7 separate regions of the Mus musculus genome follow, and all the other regions are linked to region 7. The links are chromatin loops, found by intact Hi-C in ENCODE. Cell type or tissue: heart. All regions are shown on one strand. Region 1 overlaps Gm30255 (a long non-coding RNA gene). Region 2 has its middle 7.9 kb from the start of Cryaa. Region 3 overlaps Hsf2bp (heat shock transcription factor 2 binding protein). Region 4 has its middle 15 kb from the start of Gm30187. Region 5 has its middle 34 kb from the start of Gm41563. Region 6 has its middle 25 kb from the start of Gm30571. Region 7 holds the start of Sik1 (salt inducible kinase 1).

The links. A loop is a pair of places that touch in the nucleus more often than their neighbours do. Peaks named below come from ENCODE experiments on the same cell type or tissue, not always from the same donor. Only the 100,000 strongest peaks of a DNase experiment are listed, where the experiment ranks them.
Region 1: it touches region 7 in a loop (7-fold over the local background); 3 of 42 quality-filtered maps call a loop at or near these places.
Region 2: a loop joins it to region 7, with 6 times the contacts of the local background. A loop is called at or near these places in 35 of 42 quality-filtered maps.
Region 3: a loop joins it to region 7, with 7 times the contacts of the local background. A loop is called at or near these places in 29 of 42 quality-filtered maps.
Region 4: it touches region 7 in a loop (4-fold over the local background); 35 of 42 quality-filtered maps call a loop at or near these places.
Region 5: a loop joins it to region 7, with 5 times the contacts of the local background. A loop is called at or near these places in 12 of 42 quality-filtered maps.
Region 6: it touches region 7 in a loop (6-fold over the local background); 10 of 42 quality-filtered maps call a loop at or near these places.

What each region holds. Positions count from the first base shown.
Region 1 is chr17:31,727,189-31,731,188 of GRCm38, reverse strand. It overlaps Gm30255 (a long non-coding RNA gene), which reads right to left. Exons shown (of 3, transcript XR_385531.1): 2 at 369-445; 3 at 1-129. Among named protein-coding and RNA genes, the nearest start is that of Gm30255, 2.3 kb to the right of the region's middle. In heart, a CTCF peak has its summit at 2,155 (motif pointing left); DNase peaks (open chromatin) are centred at 2,148 and 3,778; H3K4me3 peaks cover 319 bases; H3K27ac peaks cover 3,773 bases.
Region 2 is chr17:31,683,831-31,687,830 of GRCm38, reverse strand. No RefSeq gene overlaps it. Among named protein-coding and RNA genes, the nearest start is that of Cryaa, 7.9 kb to the right of the region's middle. In heart, a CTCF peak has its summit at 2,161 (motif pointing left); DNase peaks (open chromatin) are centred at 1,390 and 2,100; H3K27ac peaks cover 1,123 bases; H3K27me3 peaks cover 305 bases.
Region 3 is chr17:32,023,310-32,027,309 of GRCm38, reverse strand. All of the region lies in intron 2 of Hsf2bp (heat shock transcription factor 2 binding protein), which reads left to right. Among named protein-coding and RNA genes, the nearest start is that of Hsf2bp, 9.2 kb to the left of the region's middle. In heart, no CTCF peak of the experiment used is centred here; DNase peaks (open chromatin) are centred at 1,719 and 2,399; H3K27ac peaks cover 686 bases.
Region 4 is chr17:31,691,394-31,695,393 of GRCm38, reverse strand. No RefSeq gene overlaps it. Among named protein-coding and RNA genes, the nearest start is that of Gm30187, 15 kb to the left of the region's middle. In heart, a CTCF peak has its summit at 1,988 (motif pointing left); a DNase peak (open chromatin) is centred at 1,923; H3K4me3 peaks cover 796 bases; H3K27ac peaks cover 2,321 bases.
Region 5 is chr17:31,789,102-31,793,101 of GRCm38, reverse strand. No RefSeq gene overlaps it. Among named protein-coding and RNA genes, the nearest start is that of Gm41563, 34 kb to the left of the region's middle. In heart, no CTCF peak of the experiment used is centred here; a DNase peak (open chromatin) is centred at 2,261; H3K4me3 peaks cover 751 bases; H3K27ac peaks cover 3,207 bases.
Region 6 is chr17:31,935,152-31,939,151 of GRCm38, reverse strand. No RefSeq gene overlaps it. Among named protein-coding and RNA genes, the nearest start is that of Gm30571, 25 kb to the right of the region's middle. In heart, a CTCF peak has its summit at 1,686; DNase peaks (open chromatin) are centred at 1 and 1,861; H3K4me3 peaks cover 328 bases; H3K27ac peaks cover 3,386 bases.
Region 7 is chr17:31,854,504-31,858,503 of GRCm38, reverse strand. It overlaps Sik1 (salt inducible kinase 1), which reads left to right and starts at 2,700. Exons shown (of 14, transcript NM_010831.3): 1 at 2,700-2,832; 2 at 3,440-3,610. The coding sequence starts at 3,455. In heart, CTCF peaks have their summits at 1,612 and 2,442 (motif pointing right); DNase peaks (open chromatin) are centred at 293, 1,053, 1,803 and 2,533; H3K4me3 peaks cover 2,926 bases; H3K27ac peaks cover 4,000 bases.

The sequences.
Region 1 (4,000 bases), 130 kb after region 7:
CCCCATTCCACAGTTGGGAAGGAGGTACTTCAGGCCGAGGCAGATTCCAGACCAGGGTGTCCAACTGGTGTCCAACTGTGTGGGCCTCATTCCAGCAGGGGCCCTTAAGGGGAGCTGGAGTGGCTGGCTCTGCAGGAAGGCCAAGGATGAGGCCTTAGAAGGTGATGCTGGGAACCTGAGCTCTCAGTGTCTGACTGCGACCAGTGGCCAGGCAGACAAGAGCAGTTTCCAGGGAAGCGCAACACCAAGAGAATTACGTACAGGGGAAAAGTGAGAAACTGCCCCTTTCCAGCCTGTAAGTTCAAGCAGTGGTGTGCCAGGGACACACAAGTGCTTCCTGAAGGATCAACCACACCTGTCAGGCTTACCTCAACAACACCGTGGCCTGTGGTGCTGAGCCTAGAAGCCAACTCCTGTGCTCTGCCTTGACTCCAGTACTCAGCCTCTATAGGGGAGAGTGAGCCTCCATGAACCCCAGACAAGCGGTCCCCCAGATCTGCTTTCTCACTAATGGCCACCCCCATGCTCATACTGATATCTTTAGCCAGGCCACGATTCATGTGGAAGCCCACAGCACAGTTTGTAGCACTTAGGGGCCCACAAACTGAATCCCATTGACTCCTGGGGGCTCGTGTCCATCTCTGTCTCCCCAGATCCATTCTTGGTAGCATCTCTCAGTTTCAGCACCTTAAATCCAGAGTGCTTTTTGGACTGTGTGGATTCAAGAGACTGGAGATGTGGAGGAAGTGTCCGGACCATGGCATCTCCATCTTGGACAGTGTTTATTCCCAGAGCTAGTCAACAGTAGCCACCATGCCCACCTCCCTGCCCTGGTGGCCTTGGGACAGGGATAACAAGCAAGAAGTCAGTATACCTACTGCAGTGACATGATCCAAAAGTGTGTGTGTCCCCGCCCCTAAATATATGGGTTGATACCTAACCTGCAAGGAGATAGTTCCTAGGGGTGGAGCTAACACAGTGACAGGAGAGCACCTCCAGAAAGGAGGTGGGGTCTATGAAAGCTAATCCTGATTGTCAACTTAATGGGATTTGGCCTTGCCACGAAGGCAAGCATCTGGTGGTATCTGTGTTTTTAGTCTTGGTTAGCTGAATTAGAGAGACCCATTCTAAACAGAGGGGGCGGGGCATCCCATGGGCTGGGGCCTCCCTGACTGAGCACAAAAGAGAAAGTGAGTTAAGTACCAGCATCCTTCTCTCTTCCCTGACCCGGCTACCTCTACCTCATATGCTGGCTGCTATCACTTTTCTGACTGCAACAGAGTGTGTGCCCTCCAACTGAGAGCCAAGAGAAACCCTCACGTACTGAAGTCACCTCTTAGTCTGCCATTTTGTTCATAGCTGTGAGAAAAACAACCAAAAGAAAGCCCTAACAGAAGGGACCCCCACCCCCAGAGACCTTCCCTTCCCCTTCCCCCAGTCAGGACTCAGCAAGGAAACACCGTCTACCAAGCAGAGTTTTCCTCACCTGACACAGAACATTCAGGCACCCTGATATTGGACATCAACCTTCAGGACAGAGAGTGAGAGACAAAGTTTTCCTCTGTGGCCTATTCCCAGTGTTTTTTTTTTTTTTTTTTTTTTTTTTTTTTTTTTTTTTTTTTTGGTATTTTTTTTGGTATGATAGCCCAGACAGACTCCAGCAGGCAGTAGCAGGGACAGTCCTTTCATTTTAAGCAACAGAACAGCTGCCCCTCCCAGCACAAGTTCTCTGTCACTCCACGGACCCAGACAGATCCTACAAGAGCATCAAGATCAGAAAGCTACCCTCCCAGCCTCTATTCCTGGGGCTCAGCTGCGGCTGACTCATGCCCGCACCGCAACCTGTCAACGTGGGACGTGACTCAGCCAGTGTCACTTGGCCCAACCCATGTTACCTGCCCAGAGACCAGCTGGGTGTCCCTTCACCCAGGACATCCCCACCCTGCCCAGCCCTTAGCCTTAACCCAGATGCCTGCCCCTGCCTCCTCCTGTCAGGCAGCCTCTGTCTCCCCAGCTGCCCACCCCATTGCAAGACGAAGTTATCCTAGGAACCAGCAGGCTCAGTGTGGGATCAGAGCCAAGGTCCAAGTCACAAAGGCATGGCAGGCCCAGACAGGCTTGCTGCACACTCTGGCAAACAGTAAAATAGCAACACCTCCCCCTAGAGGATAGCCCCCTGGACAGCCCCATCTGGAAGAAAGGACTTTTTACATGGCCTCTGGTGCACCCCCCACCCAACCTTAGGGGCTCTTGGCAGCTCTTTCTCTGGGCCTCGCCTCTTTGTCCTCAGGTGCCTGGATTCTGGTACCCATGGTGATCTTCCTTACAGTGGAAAGCTGATGTTTCTTATGGTGACTCTAAGCTTAGCCTCTGCACCTGGGCTGATAGAAGAGAGACACTGGTGGCTCTTCTGGTACCAGGGATTTTCTTGCAACTCACAGAGTTGCCCTGGCCCTCTGATTGTTCATGTTCCTTCCAGACAAACGGTACCCATGAGCAGAGCAGCAGGTACGGTCCTGAAGCCCACCTAGACCAGACAACGTATGCACAGGAGGTATCAGTGGGCCAGGAGCGAGAGACAGATTGAAGACTAGACACCATCATATGGTGAATCCAGGGCAAAAAGAGCCTTGCTCTTCACACAACAGCAGAGCTGTGGAGAGTCAGAGGCCTCCTTTCTCCCCTTCCCTCCTGAGGGCATGGGGATCCTTCTGACACCCTGAGCCTAGGAGCACCTCTGCAAGCCTGCCTTGATTTCCAGGGGCCCTGCCTGCAGCTCTGTTGGCTGCCTAAAAATGTTTAAGGGCTGGCTATTGAGCCACAGTGCCCTCAGTCCCCTGATGGAGGTGTCTGTGGAAGTGGTAGGAGCCAGGTCCTTCCTCAGGGAAAGCCCTGTGTGGCCAGGAACTTCCCCTATTAGCCCAGGTTGGGAGAACACACTTCCCATGTCTCTTGGAGGGCCATGAGTCAGCTTTCTGCTGACTCAGCACAACCCTGGGCAGGGGGTCTCTCGGGAGCACCTCTACTGGGGCTCCAGACAGGAATGCAGATTCCAGAGTAGCTGGCAAAGCAGCCCCAGAATTCGTCCATTTATTCACTTCCTGCGAGGAAGTCCCACCAGCCATAGCTTTGCTGCCGTGCAGTCTTTGAGAATGAGGCTCTGGGGTCAGCCGGCACTTCCAGTCAGTCTTTCCATCTGTCAGATGTGGGATGTGGGACTCACTCCATTCTTCCTATGTCCCCTCAACTCTTTTGCAGGGACAAACCTCCACAGAAGGACCTGTTCAAGTTTATCTTTCTTTCTCATGTACACATGTCACCAGCCTTGTCAAGACCCCAGAGGACATTGCCAACCTGCTTGGAAGGACTGCTGATATCCCCTGACCACATCCATCTCACAGACCTGCAGTGGTCTCAAAGGGCCTGTGCCACAGCAGGGCCCTCAAACCTTGGATGGAATCCATTGTCATGGTTAAGACCCCAGGTTCCACACTCTAACCTATATTCCTCTCAGAAAGAGCAGAAAGAGCTAACAGAAACCCTGGCTTAGATGAGGCTTGTGGGAAGGGCACAGCAGAGACTGAGATGAAAAGCTGGTCTGCTTCCGCCATGGGAAAGGAAGCAGGCATGTACCTTGCAGATTGGTAACTGAGGAGGAGCCGGCATTTGCTGAGTAGCTGTTCTGGGACAAAGGAACACGGAATTGGCAAGGGCAAGGCTAAAGGAAGCTACTGTCACTCAAACGTGTTTGGCCTTGGCACTCCATGAATAAGAGCCCAGTGAGTCCAGGAGAAGCCAAGCCAAGCTGGCTGCACTCAGTGTCAGACCCAGAATCCTCCTGCTCCTTCTCTGGATCCTTGCTTGACCTTCAGACAAGGCCCTGCACCCAGAGAGAAGGAAACCAGATTTGCAGCAGGCTAGAGATGGATTAACACTGGAGGGTAAGGTCACAGCAGGAAGGCCAGCCCTGATTTTCCTAACAAATGCTGGGTCACATCAG
Region 2 (4,000 bases), 170 kb after region 7:
CACTCGAAGAATAATACAATGATAGTAAGTTTTTAAAAGAGTAAGTGAACTTAGCCTTGACTTCATGGGTCACTGTGTGTGCTCCTGGTTCAGCCGGCTAGAGGCTGGACTCAGGCTTGTGGCTCTCCATCCTATACTTTTATAGGTTTCTTCATCATTAAAGTGTGTTGATATCTGTCCTCAGATATCAGGGGCTTCCTGGAGAGGGCAGGCACAACAGTGTATGTGAAACAAAGACAAACTTGGGGACATCAGGGACTTGTGGGTGGTCTCCTATTCTCAGAAAGATATGACTTACTTCTAACGTCCAGACTCAAATGTGTAACCTTATATGGGGTGTTCACGGAAATGACTGAGTTAAAGATAGAACCATGAGGCTGGAGAGATTGGCTCAGCACTTAAGAGCACTGACTGCTCTTCTGGAGGTCCTAAGTTCAATTCCCAGCAACCACATGGTGGCTCACAACCATCTGAAATGGAATCCAATGCCCTCTTCTGGTGTGTCTGAAGATGATAACAGTGTACTCATTAAATAAATAAATAAATAAATAAATCTTAAAAAAAAAACCAATAAAAAAAGACGGAGTCATGATATCCTGAGTCAGTTGATCTCGAGAAGAACTGGGAGCAGGGGCTTATGGGAAGAACCATTGTGACAGAGATAGAAGTTCAAGGGTGCTGGGCAGTGGTGGCGCACACCTTTAACCCCAGCACTTGGGAGGCAGAGGCAGGTAGATTTCTGAGTTCAAGGCCAGCCTGATCTACACAGTGAATTCCAGGACAGCCAGGGCTACACAGAGAAACTCTTGTCTCAAAAGACAAAACAAAAAAACAAAAGAAGAAGAAGAAGGTGTGTTTGTGGTATATATATATATATATATATGTGTGTGTGTGTGTGTGTGTGTGTGTGTGTGTGTATGTGTGTGTGTATGTATTTGTGGTATGTTTGTGGTATGTATGTGGCATGTGTTTGTGTATATGTGTATGTACATGTGTGTAGTGTGAGTTTGTGATTTGTGTATGGTATGTTTGTGGTATATATATTGTGTGTAGGTGTTTGTGTGTGGTGTGTTTTGTGGTATATGTGTGTGTGGTGTGTTTACGGCATATGTGTGCGCAGGCTGTTTGTGGTATGTGTGGGTGTCTGTGTGTGTGCGCACACATGAGGTATATATGGTGTGTGTTCATAGTGTGTGTGTTTGCACATGTGTGTCCATGTGTGCATTCATGCATGCCTGTGACACGACACCTGCGTACCTGCATGTTTTCCTTTCTGTCGTGTTCTCATGACAGCCTGCAAGCACAGGCTTGTGCTCTGCCTGCCTCTCGGTTAACTCAGTCCTCAGCCAGGAATCTTGGAAGAAATCCCATGTCCTTGGGGCTCCCAGCCTCTAAGCTAACAACAGCAGCCCCCATCCCCCTGCCGTGGGAGGGAGGAACAGAGGCTAAAGGACCTCCTAACAGCTGCAGCCTGGGGCTCCCCTCTCAAACTTCCTGAAGTGAGAGATGGAGAGGGCAGGAGATAGAGGTTAGAGGTGGGGAGTTCTACCCTGCAGAGAAGGCTGGTATCCTGGGTAGCCTCCAACTCTTCCTTCATGCCTTTCCTTCTAAGCTGAGACTGTCAGCAAGCCGAGCCAGGAAGACAGAACCTATGATCTCAACACATGTGTTAGCTGAGGCTGCCTGGTAGCCCCTTCTCTCCCAGCCTCCCAGCCCCCACATGGGTCTCTGCAGCGTGGCCGGAAGGAGGCAGTTCTGGCTGTCTCTTTCTCAGGAAGAAGCCCTAGCCCCTGGGGTCCAGCCGGCTCACAGCTCGTGTCAGTGTGCGCTGGAACCGCAGCAGAGAAAGCAGGCCAGCACGATGCTGGCCTTGTTAGGCGACCTCCCCTTCAAATGATTGTTCCATTATGTTCCAGATTCTTCATTATGAAGGAACTGGCCCTTTGTGTGTCCCCTGCTTAGGCGCTCTGCTGGCCCAAACTCCTGGGGCCAGTGGCATCTCCTGCAATTCCTTGTCACACAGGCAACGGCCCCCAGAACCAGGCCCCTGATGTTTATTGCGGCTGCTCCCTGTCTCCTAGTGAAGGTGACCCTTAAGGCTGGTGTTCTTGAGTCGGTGCCTGGCAAGGTCTCCTCTTTGAGGCAATGCCTCTTCTGCCACCTGGTGGTCAGACTGTGTCACACCATGTTAAACTAACGCGGGACTCTCCTGCAGAGAGACTGATAAATCAGCCTGCTGCCACAAAGAAAATCCCCCACAGAACAGGAGCAGCATCTACCGCCTTCCTCAGAGACCCCGTTCTGCTGATTTCCTGTGACTCTATAATAACCTTCTACCTGGAGATCCAAAGTGCTGGCTTTAAGGCAGTGATCCTCAACATTCCTAACGCCACACCCCCTTCATACAGTTCCTTAAGTTGTGGTGACCGCCCCCAACCATAAAATTATTTTGGTTGCTACCTCATAACTGTAATTTTGTTACTGTTATGAATTGTAATGTAGATATCTCATATGCAGGCCATCTGATATGTGACCCCTGTGAAAGGGTTTTTCAACCCCCAAAGGGGTCACCACCCATATATTGAGAACCAATGATTTAAAGGAAGAGGTGGGTTTCACCCAACTTTCACCAGCAGGCAACACAAGGCAAGTGACTCCATTTCTAAGCCAGGATTTTTCTCACCAAGCCACAGGCTTCTGGGTAGGTTGCATGAAGCCTGCCAGTTGCCAGTGCGGCCAGCGTTCTGGGCCAGTGATGACATTATCATGCAGGTGATCATCCCAGTTAGCGTTACTTATCAGCTTAGCAGAATCTGAGATTATTGGAGGCAGGGAAAGGGGGGGGGGGCAGAAGGGAAGATTCTCAGTTGAGTCTTTATCAGATTGTCCTGTGGACATGTCTGTGGGAGATGGTCTTAGTTGTTTAATTGATGTATCATGGACCAGCCCACTATGGACAACACAATTCCTCAGGCAGGTAGTCCTGGGCTGTATAAGAAAGCTAACTGGGGCTGGAAAGACAGCTCAGTGGTTAAGAGCACTGACTGCTTTTCCAGAGGTCCTGAGTTCAATTCCCAGCAACCACATGGTGGCTCACAACCATCTGTAATGGGAGCCGGTGTCCTCTTCTGGTGTGTCTGAAGACATCAACAGTGTATGCATATGCATAAAATAAATAATGTTTTTTTTTTCTAAAAAAAAAAAATAGAAAGAAAGATAGTTAAACGTGAGCGTTGGAGCAAGTCAGCAAACATCATCCGCCATGGTTTCTGCATCAAGTCCCTGCGGGATTTCCTACCCTGACCCTCCTCAGTGAAGGATGAAGCCTGGAAGTGTAAATCAAATAAACCCTTCCTCCCCGTAAGTTGCTTTTAGTGAGAGAGTTTTACTATAGCGACAGAGAGAGAACTAGAACGGTGAGGGTGGCAGCGGCGATGATGTCATGATGCTCTTAGTGACAGTGGTGATGGCAATGACGTCATCAGGTTGTTAGGTCTCGAACCTGGGACAAATGGCTAACTGGGGTGCCTATTCATGTATCAAATTGGACGCTGTCCTCCAGCCTCTCCTTCAGCATCACCAGTACCTGTTAGGGCATCATCCTAGCTGGCATGCCCTGCCCTGTACACCAGGCTCTCCAGCCTGACGGTTGAGGAGTTCTTTCCACAGCCTGTGGGACCAGCAAAGACAAAAGCCCCCAAGTCTGGACAACCTCTGACAGCTAATCAGATCCCCAAGAGGGCAGCTTGTCCTAGACACGGCTATACCCAGTGTGTTAGAGCTGGGTCATCATAGCCTCCTACTGGGACAGCATCTAACAGACCTCACCAGGACCCCAAAAGAGGTCAGGGTCACCTGTCACAACTCCTAATACATAGGACCTGTGAAAGAAGCCCGGGTGGATCTTGAGATTTCCAGGCCTTGCCATTTGCTGTCCCAGGGCCTCAGTGTGTCCCTGGCTAAGTCTGGGTTCTGCCTAGACAAACATGACAGTACTGAT
Region 3 (4,000 bases), 170 kb before region 7:
ATTGTGGAGGTGTCTGTTTGCTGTGGAAAACCATGTGAGTGGGAACGCCTGACAAAGGGCTGACAGTCTGATGAAACCCTGGCAAGTTGCAGAAGTATCTGTCAAGCATTTCCCTGAAAAGATAGCTTCAAGTATAGTCCCCAGGTCCTCAGAATGTCACAGGGGAACAGTGAGGCCTGTTGGGCTCTAGTCCATTTTGTCAGGAGAGTTTTAACCAGGGTCACAGTGAGGTCTGTGTGAAGATATAGGGAGGCCAGAAAGGGAAGATAGTGAAGAACAGGCCATGTGAAGGTGGAGGTAGGGTCTGCCAAAGTGCTACTTAATCCAGGGAATGTTGGGCAGAAAGAGGCAAGGAACAAGTCTACCTGTCAAGCTCTCACAGTGAGTTTGGCCCTGATAGCACCCGGACTAGGGTTTGAAAGTCCGCAGCCCATGGGACTGCATTCCATGTGCTTGGCAGGGATTGTGCCACCCAAATCTCAGCTCAGAGTGAGATGGAGCTTGTCAGTATTGCACTCCTTTCTCTGAAGCTTCCGGAGTACTGGGGAGGAAAAAGCTAGTGGTTATTTAAAAGTGTTTGTGTTTTCAGACAGCTGTTGTGGTAAAAAGTATTTCACATTAATGAAAAACAACTGATGACGTGTTATAGACGTGCCAGGTAACAGGGGAAGAGAAACCAGATCCCAGTGTGATCTGAACGTTTTTGATCTGTGTTCAAAAACAAAAACAAAAAAAAAAACCAAAAACCAAAAAAAAACCAACAAAAAAAAAAAAACCAGCTACCAATACCACCAAAACAATTCAAACTCAAACCTATCGGGCTATGTGTGGCTCACACCTATAATCCCAGCCCGGAGGAGGCTGGGGCAGCTGGATTCTGGAAAATACAGTGAGACTCTGTGATCTAAACCCCCAAACAAAGCCTGAGCTGTATAAAGTATTGCTGTTGAAATAGTCTGCGACGTACATGGCTTCCCTCTATCCCTAGTCTGTCTAATGTGCCAGCCTCTATGCAGTTGTGTTGCTAGAGATTCTCCTGTTCTGAGTGCAAAAGCAGTGGAAGCAGCTAGGCTGGGTGACAGATAACCTGTTTTCATACAGAGTTTGTGTAAGATGTTTCCGTTCTGTGTATCAGTCATTGCGTTGTCTATATTATTTATGTTTGTAGATTGAAAACATTTGCAAAGGCAATATATTTTTTTATGTATTGTTTTTATGACCATTTTAGAGATGCTATGTAGATCAGGTTGGCCTGGAACTCTTATAGAGATCTGCCTTCTGCCTCCTAAATGCTGGGATTAAAGACATGCACTACCACTCCTGGCCAAAGGCAGTATATTCCCACTGTCCCCAGTCCCCAACCCCCAGACAGGGTTTCTTTGTATAGTCCCGGCTGTCCTGGAACTCGATCTGTAGACCAGGCTAGCCTTGAACTCAAGAGTTCAGCCTGCCTTTGCCTCTTGAGTGCTGGGATTAAAAGGATGCTCCACCACCACCTGACTTAAAAGCAGTACATTCTTAAGGGAGATCTTTTGTTTTAACTAAAGTTGTACTTTTCTGTCCAAGTAGAAGATGAAGAATGTATAAAGAAGTGATACTCATTCTACAACATTCCAAACATTTTTCTAAGCCCTTGGGGTGCAGCATAAAACAACATGATAGTCTCATGTCCTGGTGGCGGTGGTAGGTTGCAAGCAATGGTTCCATCAGGCCACTAGGCGGTGGTCTGACACAGCTGATACAACTGCTGTAGGGATGGAAATAGTCTCTTGAGCAGTATGGCCTGAACTTTTCTGGGGTTCCATATTGTGACAATGGCCTTGTTGAGCCTGTTGCTTTGGTGTGAAAACCTGTGCATGTCCACATAAAGCTACACAGAGAGGAATTTACTATAACAAAAGTGTTGGATGGTTAAAATTGGTTTCTGTATATTTTTACATGCAAGATTTGCAGAGATTTAATTGCTCCCCTCCTTTCGGCTGTGTTCGAGTAGCAAAGTTTAATAATAGAAGCAGACTTTAAGAGCTAGTTGCAAAGATAAAATATCGAAACTGCTGATACTTTTACTACTTAGTTTCTGTCTGGTTATGTGGAATGTATTCACATATGCTTATAATGTATATGTGTAGATAACATTCAACACGATTACATGTCTTCAACAGTGTTATTTTAAGACATGAAGGTCCATTGCTCACTGGTTTCGTGGGTGGTCAGGATTAGTGGGACGAAGGAGAGTTCACATGGTATGACATACCTGAAAAGTCGGGGAAGAAAGCTCTGACGTAGGGGAGAATAAATAGTCCAGCGGGGCTTGCATGTTTCTAGGAAATGTGAAAGGGACCTTGCCAGCCGGTTTCATAATCTCCACCTTGTTGTTGACCTTTGGGTTCTAATCTTCCTTCTTGGACAGGGTCTCAAGGAAATGTAGGCACTTTCTTTGTTCTTTCTCCAGAATGCTTGGGATGCCACATGGCTCTAGGCAGTCCCTGGGGGTTTTGTGTAAGTGTTCCTTTGCCTTTTCAGATCTCTGGAGCACAAAGCGTGCCCCTTCCCTTGCCTGCACATGATTGATCACCAGCCTGTAAACCTTTCCTCCTTGAGGTGGAGGGGTGTGTGGTCTTGCATATGTTCTTTAAGCATTTGTTCCTTTACTCGGGTTTCATTACCCTCTGTTTATACTCCTGTTGCTGTAGCTGAGCTCTCTTGTCCACTGTGTGTTCCTTTCTTGCTGCTAGTGATGAGAGCTGAGGCTGTTGATTTGAAGTAGTTGGTTTTGAAGTATGATTAATTAAAGCCTCTGCTAGGAACCTTGTTAGAAATTTAATTTCTTTGGGCTGGAGAGATGGCTCAGTGGTTAAGAGTATTTGCTGCTCTTGCAGAGAGGGCTAGGATTTGGGTCCCAGCACTGGTAACCCACAACTGTATATAACTCCAGTCCCAGGGGATCTGACACCCTCTCCTGGCTTCCATTGGCACCAGGTGTGAACATGGTACAGATACATATATGCAGGCAAAACATTTATACAGTTAAAAAAAAAAGGATTTTTTTTTCTTTTATGTGTGTGTGAGTGCTTGCTTGTATGTTTGTTCACGGTATTCACACTTGGTACTGAGGAGCCAGGATTGGGAGTCAGAGTTGCAGGCAGTTGTAAGCTGCCATGTGGGTTCTGGGAACAAAACTCTATAAGATCAGCCAGTGTTCTTAACCACTGAGCCATCTTTCTAGCTAATCTTTAGAAATCTTAAAAAAAGAAATGTACCTTCTCTTTACCCCTCCCTGAGGAGCAGTTGGCAGCTACTGGTTGTTGGAGGAAGGGGAGTGGTTCTTCTCACTGCTGTAGTCATTGGTAAGTCACCTGTGCTTCTTGTTCACACAACAGATGCTAAACTGAGAAGGTCATACCCAACCCTAACAGCATCCACAAGCCATGAGAGTAAGAGGAGGCTTCTTGACAGTCAGGTGGTCAGCAGCAGTGGGAGATGCATGAGAGTGGAGGATGGGGGGAGGGGGCAAATGTAGTAGATATGTCCATGAAAGTGGTAATAGGAAAGAGTTACCTTACAGAGAAGAGATGTAAGTTCTGAGGCCCACCTAATAAACTCCATGTGCCAGGTCCAAGTCCCCTGGGATCCTAAGCATATTAGGCTTTAGCCAGCTGCTCTCTCTTAGTATTTATTCTCAAATCTTGCATATATATTGGCAAAAAAAGAGTTTGATTTCTTAGCCTTGAGATCAGACTATTAAAATTTTGAATTAAATACCCCATTTTTTGAACAGTGGTATTTCTGCAGTATGACAGTATTTAAAGTTGATAATATGCTTCTCGTTGGTTTATTGATGTGGGTGTCTTTTGAGTTTTTTGTTGGCCATTTGACTCATAAGCTAAATGCTGGTGGAGAGGAAGTGTTACGTCGTCACTACCCCCTCACTGTAGCATGTTCTTGTCTTGATCTCTGTTGCTTCCCGCCTCCGTTTACTACTGCAGTTGTTCTATTGAGT
Region 4 (4,000 bases), 160 kb after region 7:
TAATGAGATCTGACTCCCTCTTCTGGAGTGTCTGAAGACAACTACAGTGTACTTACATATAATAAAAATAAATAAATTTTTTTAAAAAAAAAGAACACACTCTGTATCCCTCTGAGGCACATGGGTACTCTGTACCCAGCAGGTGCTAAGGAGGCAGAGATGAGCTTGCCTGAGGATAGGCAGGGAGCCACAGCCCCCTTCCTGAGCAACCACCACACTGGCCATGGTGAGGTTGGTGGGGCCACTCCTTGGCTTTGGGCCATCGAAAACTCAAAGGGCAAACAGAACACAAGCTCAGGGGAGCTCAGTGACACCTCCTGGGTGGTCATGGGGTTGGGGATCCCTACAGGGTAGGGGTAGAAACAGTACAGAAACAGATGCCTCTAGTCCCAGCATTTGGGACACAGAGGCAGGGGGCTCTCTCTGAGTTCAAGAGTTCAAGGGCAGGCAGAACTATGTAGTAGAGAGATTTTTGTCAAAAAAAAAAAGAAAGAAAGAAAGTAAGTAAGAAAGGAAAAGAAAAAACCAAACAAACAAAAGTACAGGAGGGTCCCAGAAAAATGTGGCCACAGCCTTACAGGCATACAGGGGCACCCCAAAATTCTGGTAATTCCTATATAGCAAGCTTCTCAAAGCATCCCTCTGCTGAACCAAGTACAGTAGCACTTGCCTTCCAGGGTTGTGGCTAATATGAAATGCGGCTACACTTTCATGCAGATAGTACAGACTGAGGGGAGAGCTCTACGCCCACCTTCCCTCCTCCTCTCTTCCCTCCCAGCAGACCCAGGAGCCATGAAATCCAGGCTCTAGCATCTCTGTCCAGAGCTGTGAAGGCCAGTGCCACTGTGGCAAAACAGATGCACCTCTACCCTCAGAGAGTGCACGCAACCCAGCACAGGCACACACACACACACACACACACACACACACACACACACACACACACACACTGTAGATGCTCAGGATCCCAGTCACAGGTAGACACAAAGGAGGTCAACCTGCTTTAAGATCTGTGACAACCCTGAGCAGCAGTGCAGTACCTGGCAAGTCGGGCTCAGGTCACCATATAGATGACTCCCGTTTCTCTGTGAAGAGCACACCCCCACGCCATCTTCTCCCCACCCCCGACTTTTATCCACAGCCTGCAGCATGTGTAGTAGGTGTGTGCAGTGGGTATGTACATGTACCTGCCTGTGTCGACTGAATCAACTCAGTCCTGAAGTGGAGATGGGGCACAGTAGGGCACCTGTGGGGATGGGGTCCCACCCACAGCGCTGTCATGGGCCTTGGATTGAGGGCATCTACCCTTCCAGGGACGTGGGATCCAAGAACAAGTTCAAGTCAGCAAAGGAAAGACATAGAAGTTACATCAGCCTCTTACTAGTGGGTACCTAGAACTTCCCACTGCCTTTTTGTCCCTCTTCCCCCTCCCCCATCCTTGCTCTCTTGGTTGTTATTAGCCGGCTGAGTTCCATCTGCCCCGCCCCCCTTTACAGCCCTGAAACTGAGAATTGGAATCCCCAAGTAATAAGATGGAGAAACTGAAGCCCAGAGCAGTGGGCAACTTGGCCTTGTGCCAGCAAGAGGGAGGTGGGACTGAATGAGGTCACTGCTCCTCAAACCGGAGTTATTCTTATCTTCTTGGTGTCGCGGTGACATTCAAGGCACGCGTTTGAGTCACAGCGTGGGCATCAAAGAGCTTTTAGTGGTGGTGGAGAGGGCCCCTTTCCAGGGTAGGGTCGTGACCTTACCTAAGAGGGGTGACCAAGCAGGACGATTCACCGCTTACCTCACCCCATCCTACTCCGTCATCCTCCCGCCCCTGCATGTACCCCACCCCCACTCTTCCCTCCCAGCAGGCCAGTGTCCCACCTTTGTGCGTCAACCCCAGCACAGCTGAGGCACCTTGGATGATAAGCCTTGAGGGAGGAGGGGAACCAGCCGCCACTGTAGGTCCGGAACTGGGTAGAAGGCGCCCCCTGTCGGCCATGTGAAATCCAGCCGCAGCCTCCGTGTTATCCAGCTAGTTTCCAGCCCTCAGGACTACAGATTTCCCAATCTCTTCTGTTGGAAGGATGGGTAGAAAAATGAAGTTTGTTCCCTCCACACCCTATTCCTGAGCGGGTTTGTTCCCTCCACACCCTATTCCTGAGCGGGTTATCCTGGTTGCTACCTAAGCCTCGTGTCCTGGACTGTCTGAGAGTAAGATACTCATCTTCAAGCCCTGGTATCAACAGGTAGTTCTATTGGTAGGAGCCAACAGCGTCATGGGATAACAGCTTCCTGTTGTGTGCTCTTTTAGAAGGTTGCTGGCTGTTCATCCAGAGCCCACAGCCTAACCCTAACCCTAACCCTAACCCTAACCCTAACCCTAACCCTAACCCCTGGGATTCCACGCACTCCAGCATAGCATCCTGGCTGAGCTAGCTGTTGTGAATCTAAGCTCCAGCTAGACACTCTGCCCAGTGGGTGCCCTCTCTGCCCAGCTGATTAACCCCTGCTCAGCCAGGCCAGGCTATAATAAAAGCATCCACCGCCTGGCTACTGAGGCTCTTCCTAAGGCTTCTAGCCTACCTCATAGGCAGACTGGAAGCCCTGTCACCTGCTCCAGAAATAGGGCAAAGTGCCCTGTGTCCTGGAAGGGCATCTGCAAGAATATTAATACAAAGAAAAGAGCATTTGTGTTGAAGTGCTGAGATCTGGTCTCCCTCTTGTTTCTGTCACTTGGATATTTTTAAAGATTTATATTTATGTATATCATGTTGTATGAGCATTCTGTCTTCATGCATACCAGGAAAGGGCATCAGATTCCATTAGAGATGGTTGTGAGTCACCATGAGGTTGCTAGGATTTGAACTCAGAACCTTTGGAAGAGCAGTCAGTGCTCTTACCCGCTGAGCCATCTCTCCAGCCCCTCTATTGCTCTTAGATGCAAAGTCAATGCTGTCTCTGAAGTGAAATGCGCACTGTGCTTCTGCCAAGCTTCCTCCCACACCTAAGGTCTTCCTACTGCCAGTGACCTTGTGATCTGCTCAAGGTCACCACCTTTAAGGACATGACCCCAGGTCCATGCTTGCTGATGGGGAGGGGGGGATCCTGGAGACATGATGACTTCAGGAAAAAGAGCAGCTTCTCCTGGACAGTAACCACCCAGGGTAGTCGGTTCCGGCCCTGGGCACCATCATTCTAAGCCCTTCCTGTGGCCCTCAATGTCCTCATCTGCAAAATGGAGCAAAAGTGCCCATTCCCAGTCAGAGTTCCATTCTCAGCAGGCATCAGAGCCGCCCATCGACACCGTGCATCCTCTTGCAGTTTGGGGAGCCTTCCTGACTTCGGAGGCTAGTGTCACTAATACCAGCTGGCTTCAAGGGCCACTGTGGCAGGTCACTGAGAAGACCTGCCGTGAGTGAGATCACCTTGGGTACCCTTTGTAAAAACCAGCCAGCAAACTCCTGTCACTGGCCCCAATTTTGCCAAATTATCACACACCTGATTCCTGAGCCACACAGGAGGTTGGAGATCTAGTTCTCCCCCATGAAGGTTTTGGGGAGGACATGTCCTAAATCGGGCCCTCTAAGAATAAGGAGCAAACCTACCAGCCTCCAGGCTACAGTCAAATGGAGGCGGGGAGACCCCCATCTGCAGCCTCAGTGAGCCTAATGATCATCTAGAGCCAAAAGCTGCCAAGCCAGGGGTGGAGGTTGTGGGGGACAAAATTATGACAGGAAGGAACATGAGGCTAGGCACGATGCTCTTCTGTGAAGTCACTGGATGAGACCTCATGTACTAGCCCGCTCACTCCTTATTTGTTTGTTTATCCTACAGTGTTTGTGGAATCACTATTCGGTGTCAGGCTGTTGGAGGGTGGCAGAAAATTAGGCAGATCTAGTCCTTAATTCTAGCTCTGCCTGGAAAGCGTGATGCTCTCCTAGGAAAAGGAGGGCAGGCAAAAATGCCTCTGCATAAAACCCTAAGAACCTCAGAGCGTTGTAGGCAACCT
Region 5 (4,000 bases), 65 kb after region 7:
TATACGCACACAAGTGAACTCAGACCAGCACACATGTATACTTGAATAGATATCACACACATGCGTGTGCGTGCACACACACACACAGCACAAAAGGAGAAAAAGATAACTACACTTGCCTGAGCCCTCCTCTTCCCACCTCATCCCTATTTATATATGATGGCCACCATGTGATCCCTATTGGAAGCATCATCCAACGACCCTTTGGTGGATGCAGCCTGCACCCGTTGCTTAGAGTATTGCAGGAAAGCATTACACACATTGTAGCCTGGTGGTCCAGGCGGAGGAGCAAGGTCCCATTGTGAGAACAGGGCCACTGAGGAGCTGTTAGCCAGAGCCAGGCTGGTACCAGGGGGCTGTGATTTTACCCGCCATCCTTACAGACCCACGCAGGACTTCTGGGAAGCCTGAGCCTCCGGTAGGTAAGAGGCTTCGCTCTCATGGCCCTAGGACAAGGTGCTACATGGGAAGCAAGCAGATCCTAATCCTAGGAAGAGATGACGGTTCGGGTGGCCTCGATCCACATGGAGAAGCAGCAGCTCCTGATCTGCAAGAGCCACTGCCTGTCAGCTCACAGGGCTGCTTTCCTTCTAAGTCCCGTCGCAACCCCGCTGTCCTGTTCTGGAACTTTCCTCGGAAGTCTCAGCTGCTCTGGGCCCTGCTTGGAAAAGTTCCTGTCGTTTTCAAATCCTAGAGCCCATGTCCTGTGGCCCTGGGTCAGTAATCTCTGAGAAGTTTCCAGGATCCAGGGTCTTCCGGGACAGAGCGTATTTGCTGGGGCTGGAGGCACTGAGCAACTCCCTCCTATCCCCCCTGCTGGCCTCTCTGACCCACACAAAGATTGTGGGGCTGGCATTTGTTCTGCCCCTGAGGCAGAGAGGCCCACCCTTATAGAGGGGTCATGCTCTTTAAGCTCCCGAGTGGTGCATCTCTCCACCCTTCTGGTTGTGTGGCTCAAGGAACCACGCAGGCACGGGGTTTCCTCGGTACAGCACAGGGTTCCATTCCAGCTGTCAGCTAACTGTTCTCTCTGTGGCTGGAACGCATCCTCCTCTCACAAAGCTTGTCCACTACGCAGCCTCACCCTGCTCTGCTTGCGTATCCACCTGACCCATCATAGAAAAGACATCTTAAAGATCATGTCAGTATCCTTAGCCTTGTTAGGTCTGCCCACCCGGACCTGGCCCAACCTAGAGTAGCTATCCCACTGTAGCCATCTGCCCTGTGGCTTTTGAGCTTCTGCGCATGCGCTGCTCGTGCAGGTCGCCATGAAGAGACGACTTTGGGCCTGACACGCAGTGTGCACGCTCACGAACAAATGCTTGCATATGAATGTACCAGTGTGTGAGAGTAGGCTCATTATGTGCCTGCGTGGGTGTGCACGCTGTGAACCTATATGTGCGTGTATATCTATAGAAACCGTGAACATCTATGTGCGATGTCCGCATGTACCATACAGGCGCATGTGCCTCTTGAGTGGATCTCATGGGTGTATATGTGTCTGTGTGAACACGTATGAATGAAAGTCCTCCCGTTTAAGGAAGAATGGTGTGCTCTGGTAGGCTGGGAGAATTTCTAGGCCGCATGTCGCTCTGCTTAGGGTGACCAGGGCTTCCACCCCTGACCCCATTCAGTGGTGCCTAGAGAGTGCCTGATGTCTTCACAATCATCCACCCTCGTGAACTCATTCAACACATTTCTCCTAGATTTCAGCAGATGCTCACGCAGCTATAGGCACATGAATGGAGAGTCTTCTGATGGGGATGGCAGCACCTCAGAGGCCAAGGAAGGCAGGCCACTGAAGCTCTGCTGAGTGCACTCTTCCTTCCTTACTGCCCATGGGCCACCCTCACTCCCTTCTGGGTTTGTGTATCCACCTGGCCTTCTTTCCTTCCAAGTACCCAGTGGACAAAGCTAAAAGACCCCTGTGGCACTAGAAAGAGGGCAAGGGGCAGTAGGGGGCTAGCAGGCAGGACATATAGCTCCTAGGACAGCTGTCTGTCCTTGACCTTCAGAGCACCATATGCCACGTTGGCCACCCTTTAAAGAGCAGCTGATTGTCTCAAATGCTGCCCTGCTCTGGAACCTGCACGCCCTCCCTCCGTGGACCGCAGGCTGCCAGCTGAGTGGCGGGTGGCAGCTGCCCTGAGCTGGAAGCTTTTGATTTGCGTCAGTGCCTAGCTGGCCAGGAGGGGCCTGCACGGCGGGTGCTTGGCAGCTGCAGAGAGTCACAATGACATCACGGCTCTCAGGAACCCAGGCAAGCATCCCAAGAGAGACAGACAGCATGGTCAACAGAGCCACATGCTGCTGAGCCCTCACCCCTCTCCCCACGGTGCAGGGCTTTGAAGGCAGTTTCCATGATGCGCACACCGCGGAGGTCAAGCTCCCAGAGGCGGAGCGGAAGTGGATTATCCCTCCCACATTGGGCTCCCTTTGGCTCCCAGAGCAGCCGGCTTGTCACTCTGTGTCTACCGGGTCATGGAGAACTCCTGCTAATTGAGGCCCTCGGTAGGAGCCCTCACCACGCCTGCAAACCTGCAATTTCACAGAGATAAAAGCGTCCTCAAAGAGCCCCCAGTGTGAGCACTGGGAGACAGAGGGGTCAGAAAGAGGGGGCACTGTCTACTCTTTCCTGGTGTGTCACAGAGGCTGTGCCGTAGCCTAGCCTCTTCCTGGGTGGAAAGAGATGGGCAGTCAGTAGTAGGGGTGTGTAAACCTACATGTGTCCCTCCACAACCCCGATCCTCCCCACCCCTCCTCCCGTGTGCCCTCTCATTTTTACTGATGCCTCCTGCTCTGGGCAGGAGCAGTTGTGAATCACTTCAAAGACTGGGTGGTTTATCCTTACAAAGAATTTCTGGGAAGGCGCCGGCAGCCTGCTCTCTCTCTCTCTCTCTCTCTCTCTCTCTCTCTCTCACTCACACACACACACACACACACACACACACACAGAGAGAGAGGGAGAGAGAGAGAGAGAGAGAGCAAGCAAGCGAGCAAGCGGTTGTCACCATGGTCACCCAGCCCATCCCCCTCCTGTCAGCAAAATGCTCCAACTTGTGGCAGTAATTACCCCTGGTGGAGCTGCCCATATCCCTTCTGCTAGTGTCTACAAGGTCGTTCATGCTCCTTAGCCAAAACACCCTCTTTCTGTTCCCATGGCCTCTGTACCCCTCATTGAGTCCTGGGTTGAGAATAAGGTATGTGTGTGTGGGGGGGTGCAGTTGTGATTGCAATGGACTTGTGGTCAGACACTAGTTGCCCTGCTGGCTTAGCAGACTGAGGGATTGGGCATCGCCTGTGAAGGTGACCTGGGCTCTTTACATCTTGGTGAAGGCTTCTTAGTGCTCTGTGATCCGAGTCATTTTCCCCCTTACTCCCCAAGGGAGGTCCTTACCAGCTTCTCTCCCTGGAATCCAAGAATCCGGGAAAAGAAGGTTTCCAGAGACTCCAAACCAGCCAGGTTGAAGGGGCGTAGGCCCACAGGAAAGCAGTTAAAGGGCCCCACCTTGAGAGTTAAGATCTTGTGCTCAGGATCCGTCAGCCTAGGGGACAGGAAGCTGGCACTAAGAGCCTAGGGTGGTGACAGACAGTGTGTGACAAACAGTGTCTGATTCGCATGGAACTGTGGTTTGGAGAACGCCAAGGCCTCACTGTGTTCCCTCCCCACCAAGCAACTGTGTGGCTCCCATTTCCAAGTGTCTGGGACCTTCCCTCGCCCACCCCACCATGCTTTCTAGGCTCGTTCTGTGTGGTTGAGAGGCTGAGTGCTGAGTCACCCGTGGGTCCCTAACTTGGAGCATCTTAGTGTATTTGTTTCCTGTGGCCGATGAAGCGAAGCACAGAAGGCTGGGTGGCTTAAACCACAGACATTCACTGTCTCCGAGATCTGGAGGTCAGAAGTCCAAGGTTGAGGTGTGGTCAGGCAGCTGTCCAAAGGTCTCAGGGCAGCTGGTGACCAGCTTCTCCAAACCCCTGGTGCTGTAGAACTCCTAAGACC
Region 6 (4,000 bases), 81 kb before region 7:
AGCAGCTTCCAAAAGGATGTCCATATTTGGTGCAGGCCCCGGAAGTTCCCTGAAGACAGAGCCTCTGCTGTCCATGGACATGGATGGCTGGAGACCTGACCTTTGAGACCGGCCTCCCTTTCTCTCTGGTTCTCTGGCCCACTCCCTCCCTGGGGTTTCCTAAGTTCAGCAGAGCTGCCTGTGCAGGAGTCTTGCTTGCCTCTGGCTTTTCTCTGGGAGAAGCCAGGTCATCTGAGAGAAAGTTGAGTTACATTCCTGCCTGATGCAGGTCAGGGTGTGTGTTCCTGGCCATCCAGCCCTCGCTATGTAATTTCTACCCGAGGCAGGATAGATCGTCCGTGAGTCAGTGAGTGAGAGTAAGGGGAATGCACGCAGTGCAGTGAACAGGTGTGTCAGTGAGCCAGCGCTCCAGCGGGCTAGACTGAAAACAGAGTGATTTAGAAAGTCGTGGCTCAGGCCCAGCGTGGTCACAGTGCTTCCCAAGAGCCTGGCATGTAGGCAGGCCAAGCTGGCTGGAGCACTGGGCTGGTCTCAGGCAAGCCTCCCCATGTGGATGGCAAATCCAAGGAGTGATTGTAATTGGGGAGGAAGCTGAAGGTTCGAGACCAAGTTCTAGAAAGACTGGGCTGGGGTTTGCATCACACCCACACGGTCCTTGTCATCATCAGATGATGCATTAAGGGTTCACCACGTACAGAGATGGGGGTCACAGGGAAAGGGCCTACAAGCTAGGTCATGCTGTGTGATGTCTTGATTTGTATTCTGAGAAATAAATAGATTTATTATTATCAGAGAATATTATTATCTATTATTATCAGAGAATATTATTATCTGATAATATTATTATCAGAGAATGGGGTGGGTGGGGAAAGAACATCCTGGGAAGAAATGGGGTGTGTTCCCTCATGGTGTCACAGGGCCAGTCTAGTGGTTTCTGTTTCTTCTAACCAGATTGACTTGGCCATCCAGGGTCTGAGTACCGAGCCTACCAGGTGTTGCTGAACGGAAGGCATGCGGGTAGAGGCCAGAAGACAGCCCTGGGTGGGAGTCCTCTCTTTCCAGTTTGTTTGAGACTGGTTCTCTTACATTTCTGCTCCTGTACTATGTACACCAGGCTCCCTAGCCTGCAGGCATCTGGGGATTGTCCCATTTCTGCCTCCCATCCCTCCATGAAAGTATTGGGAGTTATTAGATGCAGCCTACTATGCCCAACTTTTTGTTGGTCGAGGGACTCCAGCTCAGGCCCTCACACTTGGTGGCAAATGCTTTACCCACAGAGCCGTCTCCCCAGCCTCTCTCTCCCTTCTATAGTGTCAGATAGATTTTGTGTTCTGGGAAGACAGACAGCTTGTGGAGATTGAATTTTTCGGACTCCATCATCCATGGAACCCACCCTTCCATCCGATGTAGAGGATTTATCCTGTGAAAGGACACGTGTGCATTGACATGTGTAGATTGGAATTCACAGGGAGACTCTTTCACTGGAAAGAGTGCTTCCCCGGGAACCTGCTCTTCATACACACTGAGGCATGATCTGAAGTGAGGGCTCTATAGGCACACGCTTGTGGCAAAGGGACCCCAAGTCACTCATCCTGTGGCCCTGTGACTTCCTGTGGCCAGTGGAAGTGGCTCAGAGACAAAATACCCACTCCACTTCCTGATCTGTATCACTGTGGCTTCCACCATTTGGTGGCAGTGTTGGGAGCCCTGAACCCCAGGTGGCCTTTCCAGTTTAGCCTGCTCCTTGGTATGTCGTCCCTCTGGAAGACCTCTTAAGCACACTGTCTGCCCTTTCCTGTCCTCTGCTCACTGGCTTTAGATCCCTCTCCGGCCAGCCAGATATCAGTGTTGTCTAGCAATGCTAGGTCCTGGAGTAGCATAGTCCTGTCTCTCTGGGCTGCTCCAAGCAGCTGGACTGCAGCTGGGGGCTGCTGCTGCTGCTGGAACCCAGACTGTGACCCAGCACATGCGCTTTGTCACTCTCACTTCTTTCCTTCCACACAGCAGCATCTCTCCACCTCCCTAGCAGCCCTCCACTGGGCCTTGATGTAAGCAGGCACTCTGGATGAAGGTCTCTTCCCCGAGCCCTGGCGCCTGTCTTTCCTGTTTCCTCCCTATCCCCGTCTCTCCAAGTGTTCTTCCTCTCACACTAACCTGCCATCTCCCTGTGCTTTGTGGACTGTCTTCCATCTTTGGGTATCCCAGTATAGACACTGTCTCCTCAGGCTCACATCTAAGTAAAAAGCCCCCTCAAGCGGAGTCTTTTTCTAGCACCCTGGGACGCTAAGTGGGGCTGGCTCATACCCTAGGCACTGGCCTCTGGCTAAGATTTCAGTCCATAATGGATAGGGCAGTTGGGGTCTGGGGAGCAAGGCAGAGGCAGAAACCTGGTGTAAGGGGCTGCCTCCTTCCTCAGAGAAGCCTGGGGGTGCTCAGGGCCCCTGTCACTTGAAGCTTGGCGATTGAACTAACTACTTGCCAGGTGCCTTCCAGAGGTACACCTCCCAGGTATCACATGGTTAGTTGCTCTCTTTTTGTTTTGTTTGTGATACCAAGGATCCAGTGAAGGGCCTTATGAGTGCTGGGCAAGTGCTCTACCATTGCAATGTATCTTCAGGCCATTTTATCCTTTGTGTTAAGACAGTGTCTTGCTGTGTTTGCTAGACTGACTTTGAACTAGCTGTATAGGTTAGTTAGACCTTGAACTCCTGCTTCAGCTTCCCAAGTCTGGTTCTGCTCCTTGTGGGACCAGTGCACTGTGCAGGATGGAGGGGTGGAGAAACCTTGAACTCAGAGCATTTTTTTAAATGGGGTAAGAAGGCACAGAGGGAGACCATGGCGAGGCCTCCCTTCTTCCTCCCTTACTTCCATGCTGTGCCCAAGCCATGATGTTTTCCTAGGATGGGCAAGCCATTTAAACAGTAAGTGCTTTGATGCCAGGCTGTTGAGCACTCAGCCTCTTGGGCGTCTGAAAGATTTACCACAGCAGTCAGCAGGATGGAAAGGAACTGTGTCCTCCGTCCTGCTCCTAGCCTGCACAGGCTCCCTCCCTGGCACTGGGATGCTTTTGGAGGTTCTGAGCTGTTGGCTGGGTGCCAGATGTGGCTAGGTACAGAAGGCAGTGCCCAGGTAACAGCTGTATTCTGAAAGTCCCTTCTGATTCCCAGGACCCCCAAGACCAGGGCTTCTCAACTGGAGGTTCTAGGTACAGCCCAAAGCCCTGCCCAGGAACTCCATCAAAAGAATGGCATTTACTCTTCATTAAAGAAACTGCATGGCTCGGCTGGTGTCAGGAGGTAGGGCAGGCAGCAAGCCCTGGTACTAGGGGCAATGCAGGGGTGTGAGAGGATGGCAGGGAGTACCCAACTTTGCAGTAAGGAGACCGGAGCCCCAGAGATGTAGGGAGACCATAGAATGTCTGCTAGAGGAGAGATCGAGTAGTATATTACAGCTCTATACAATGCCCTCAGGGTGTAGCTGACATGGGGCAAGGCTGCCTGATCTGACCAGATGTGCTGGGGCAAGGCCCTGACCACAGCAGCACACAGTTCACTGACTGTTCCCAGATGTGTGCTCTGTGTAGACAGGCCCTACTGTCCTTTACCCCAGCACAGCGTGATGAAGGGTTACAACTGGATGAGGCCACAGATGAGGCCAGGCTGCTGTATGTGATTCATGCTGCAGCTCTGGGGTTGTCTGTGTGCCCCTCAGGTGGTCTGGGCTCCTGTAGGGAGCCTGGACCTGTGCTCTTGGCTGCTGTTTTGTTGTGGCTCCCTGTGGATAGCACTTGCTCTTCCTGCCATGCTGCAGCATGGAGTTGCTCTAGAAGGTGAGTGGGAGCCTGGCCAGGCCACAGCTGCCACAGTGTCTGTCGGTTACCCAGGGTGCTGATGCAGCTGCTGCCCAGGGCTTCCATGGCGTCTGTCCTGAGTGTCTGTGGGCCTGCTGGTCACATCCCTAAGGATAGGCTGGCGCTTTACCTCTAGGCAGCTCTAACCTC
Region 7 (4,000 bases):
CTTCCAACTTCATGGTCCAAGCAAGAAAACCAGCCTCCAGGACCATCACACTCCCAGGACAGGTGTGATGGGAAACAGAGTGGTTCTCATTTGCCAGTCAGAGTACTGTGTCACCAAGTCACCTCACTGGCACAATCTAGTGCCCCTCCCCTGATCTAGGTGAGGAATCCCTGAGTCATTTGCTCATGTCTCCAAAAGCAGCGCATGCCTGGTGCTCTCTTCCTCCTCAAGTGCCAAAACATTACCACAGAACACAACAAAAAACAAGGTGCTGGAAGAAATAGTTTCCAGGGATCAATGACACAGAACCACTTGGGGAAGACAGGATTTCAAGAGAGTGCCAGGTACCAGCCCCACTCTCTGCCTCTATGGACACAGCAAGCTCCTCCTCTAGGATCTGGGAGGAACAGATATGGTCACTGCTGGCACAGGACAGCTATTGGAAGCAGATGCTCAGGAGGGGCCAGACACTTGCCTGGATCCGGGTTTGCCTCCGGACAGCATCCTCCACTAGGTCTGGGCCCCAAGCTTTTTGTGTTGCCTTGAGGACATGACTGAGGTATGGTTGAGGGGAATTTTTTTGTTTTTGTTTTTATTGTAGTCATGAGGGAGAGAACCACCAGAGGCCTCTGGAAGGGTCCAGATGGAACATGGTCAGAACAATAGACTGGACCATGAGAGGAGAGAGACAAATGGGGAGCAAGAGGATAAAGAAGAGAGAGGGAGACAAAGAAGACCAAGATGACAAAGACCGAGAGGGGGCAGGGGAAGAGAGAGAAAGAGACCAAAGAAGAACCAAGAGAGTCAGTCCATGGCCAAAATGGTTAGCTTACATAAGAATAAGGCGGCTGAGAGGAGCCAGGCACTTTAGATGCTGAGACATACTAACGCAAGTGTCAGCCCTGACAGGTTAATAGGCACCTCAGCCATTTGTCCTTTGGAACCTCACACTGATGACATGCTTGCGAAGAACACCTCAGACCTTTTGGGAAGGCTCTGGCTAGACCGAGGCCAGTGGGTGGACAGGCTGGGAAAGGATGGGGGCCCATGAGGTAAGAACAAGGGGTTTCCTACCCTCTGTGCAGCTCTCCTGGGAACAGGGAGAGATGTTAGGACGCCCAGGGGTGAGGGGAACAGCAGTAAGCTGTTCAGATAGGAGAGACTAAATAACTGCCCCAAACCTTGATTTATGAACCTGGGACAAACCAGGGGGAGCATGTTGGAAGACTAAGGGGCCCTGAGATGGCTACTGTCCTTGAATGTCCTTCAAAACACACGGACCGGGAAAGGCAGGGCTGCAACTGGTACGATCCTTGTGGGAGTAATGTACAGTAGCAGTAGTACATGGCTGGCCCCTGCGAGCCCTATCTCAGGCCAGCCTACCACCCGCCTCTACCCAGGAAGTCTTCCTCCGTTGAGGAATGAATTCTGATGAATTCTGAATCAATTGTGATTAATCAATCCACCCGGTGCTAGTTTTTCTCTCACACAGGAAGCCACGAGGAAGAGAGACACAGAAGTTTAGCTCCAAACCGCCACCTTCCTAGCCTTTGGAGAATCGTCTGTCCCCTTTCTCGTCTGCCCTTAAGAACACATCTTACTTTCTGATGAGGTGTGAGGGAACACAAACAGAAGGAGTCACACACATGCCATTTCCACTCTCTCCACACTCCGTCTCCCCTTTAATGGGCCCTGCTTCCGGCAGGCACTCTCAGGGTCAGTTCCAAGGTCCCAGCCGCCCTGTGTCCTATCTGTTGTCTGGAAGCAGCTTGGGGACAGACAGGGTGGGCCAATTGGCAGACAGCAAGAAAATGGGCAAAGTGCCCAGTCCTCCAAGGGCCCCACCTATCAGCCCTGAGTAGTGGCTGGGTCCTTTTGCAGCCCGTGTCTAAAGCACGCGTCCTATTCAGCTGTCCCAGGACACCACTGCTGGACCAGGCGGCCCTTGAAGCAGGAGGCTTTGGGAAAATGAGTCGCGTTTTCCTGCTTTAACTTTCCAACTTGCTGAATATTTAGAGGTTTTCTCTCTCTCCTCTCTCCTCCCCCCCCCCCTCTCTCTTTCTATAACAAAAGTAAGTGGCGTTCAACTAACCAACACTTTCCTAGAGCCAGGCATTCTTGCAGCTGGCCGGCCCTCTCAGGGATGAAGTGAGGGTCAAGGGGCAGCCACTGCTGGCGGCACATCGAGTGCCCAGCATAGCAGACTGATCAGTCTAGGGCCATCAGCCCCAGAGTCCCACGCCGAAAATCCCGCAGCTCTATTCCACCCTGCTGAGTCCGAAGCGAGCACTGAGCACCCAAAGGGCACCGTACCCACCATGAAGCCCCTGGAAGTGGTCCTAAAGCAGGCTCGGTCTCCTAGTCGGGGGCGGGGGTGGGGTGGGGGGGTGGGCTACAGCAGTGTCGCCCATGCCCGGCAGGGGGCGCCAGCAGTCTCGGGCGGTTGCTGAGCCGGGCCCCTGACGTCACCGCCCGCGGTCGCCATGGCGACGGCCTCACCAGCGCGCGCGTCAGAGCCTCCAGTCTCTTGGCAACCGCCCGATCTCCGCTCCCCCTCGGCAGGCACCGGGCCGCGCGTCGCTCTGGCGTCAAAACGACGTCAATGGGCTGTGCCTGCCGCGGGGGGCGGGGCGAGGCGGGGCTTGTGCGGGGCGGGGCCGGGGCGGGGCGGGGCGTTGCCGCGTGCGGCCGGCGGCGGCGGGGCGCTGACATGCGGCGAGGCCCGGGCGGTGGCGGCAGCGTTGGCGGCGGCGGCGCGAACGGCGGGCACCGGAGCAGAGCTAGCAGCCGAGCGGGTGGCATCCCGGGTCGGGCTCACGGAGGGCGGCGGAGGTGAGCAATGGCGCGGGTTCGGGTCTCCGAAACCCGCAGGTGCGCGCCTGGGGTCGCGGGCAGGACTCCAGCCCGGCGGGCTCCCTATTGTTGCGGGTCGGCGCCCGGAGGCGGGTCTGCGAGCGCCCGGTTGTGGAGCCTGTCCTGAGGAGCCGAGCGTTGGCACTGGTGGACGGGAGCGCGGTGAAAACCCGGGACCGTAGGGTGTCCAGGAGCTGGCTTGGGGTCGACTGCGGGTGGACTGCTGGCGCGCGCGCCCGGCCGGGACCGGAGGTCGGGGGGCGCGTGCGTGGGGGCTCGCACTGAGGGAACCTGGGATCGAGGGGGCGCGCGCGTGGGGGCGCAGGCTGGGGGTTCGGGATAGAGGAGTGTGTGCGTGGGGACTTTAGCCGAGGAGATACTGTATCAAGGAATGAGCGAGTGGGGGTGTGAGCTGCGAACCTGGGTCGGGGCCACACTAGGAGCCTGGGGCTGGAGGAACAGAGGGTTGAGGACGCACGCGTGGTGGCCTGGCGGACACAGTTTCAGTGGCCGGGTTTGGCGGGGAATGGGATCGGGACCGAGCCGGAGTCGGTCGGTGCTGAGCGCACTCCTCGCTGACCCGCAGGTGCGGCCCGAAGCCATGGTGATCATGTCGGAGTTCAGTGCGGTCCCCTCAGGCACTGGCCAGGGCCAGCAGAAGCCCCTCCGGGTGGGCTTTTACGACGTGGAACGGACCCTGGGCAAAGGCAATTTTGCAGTGGTTAAGCTGGCGCGGCACCGAGTCACCAAAACGCAGGTGCGCGCGCGTGTTGTGTGTGTGTGTGGGGGGGGGACTAAACCAGGGGGTGGATCCAGCCAGGGGGTGGCCCCCTGTGCTGATTCAGTCCTGTGGAGTTGATTGTCACAATTGTAAACGATGACATTGTTTAGTCTGGTAAAGGGGGAAAAAAGCTTTGTATTATGCTTCTACATAATTTGTACAATTACTAGGGAAGAGCAAAGATAATAATGACCAGCAACCGCCCCCTTCCGAGAGAGAGAGAGAGAGAGAGAGAGAGAGAGAGAGAGAGAGAGAGAGAGAGAGAGAGAGAGAGGGAGAGAGAGAGAGAAATAGAGAGGGGGGAACACAACAGAAGTGAGCAGCTCCTTGTAATAAAGCTAGCTGAAAAATACAGAGGCTTTAATT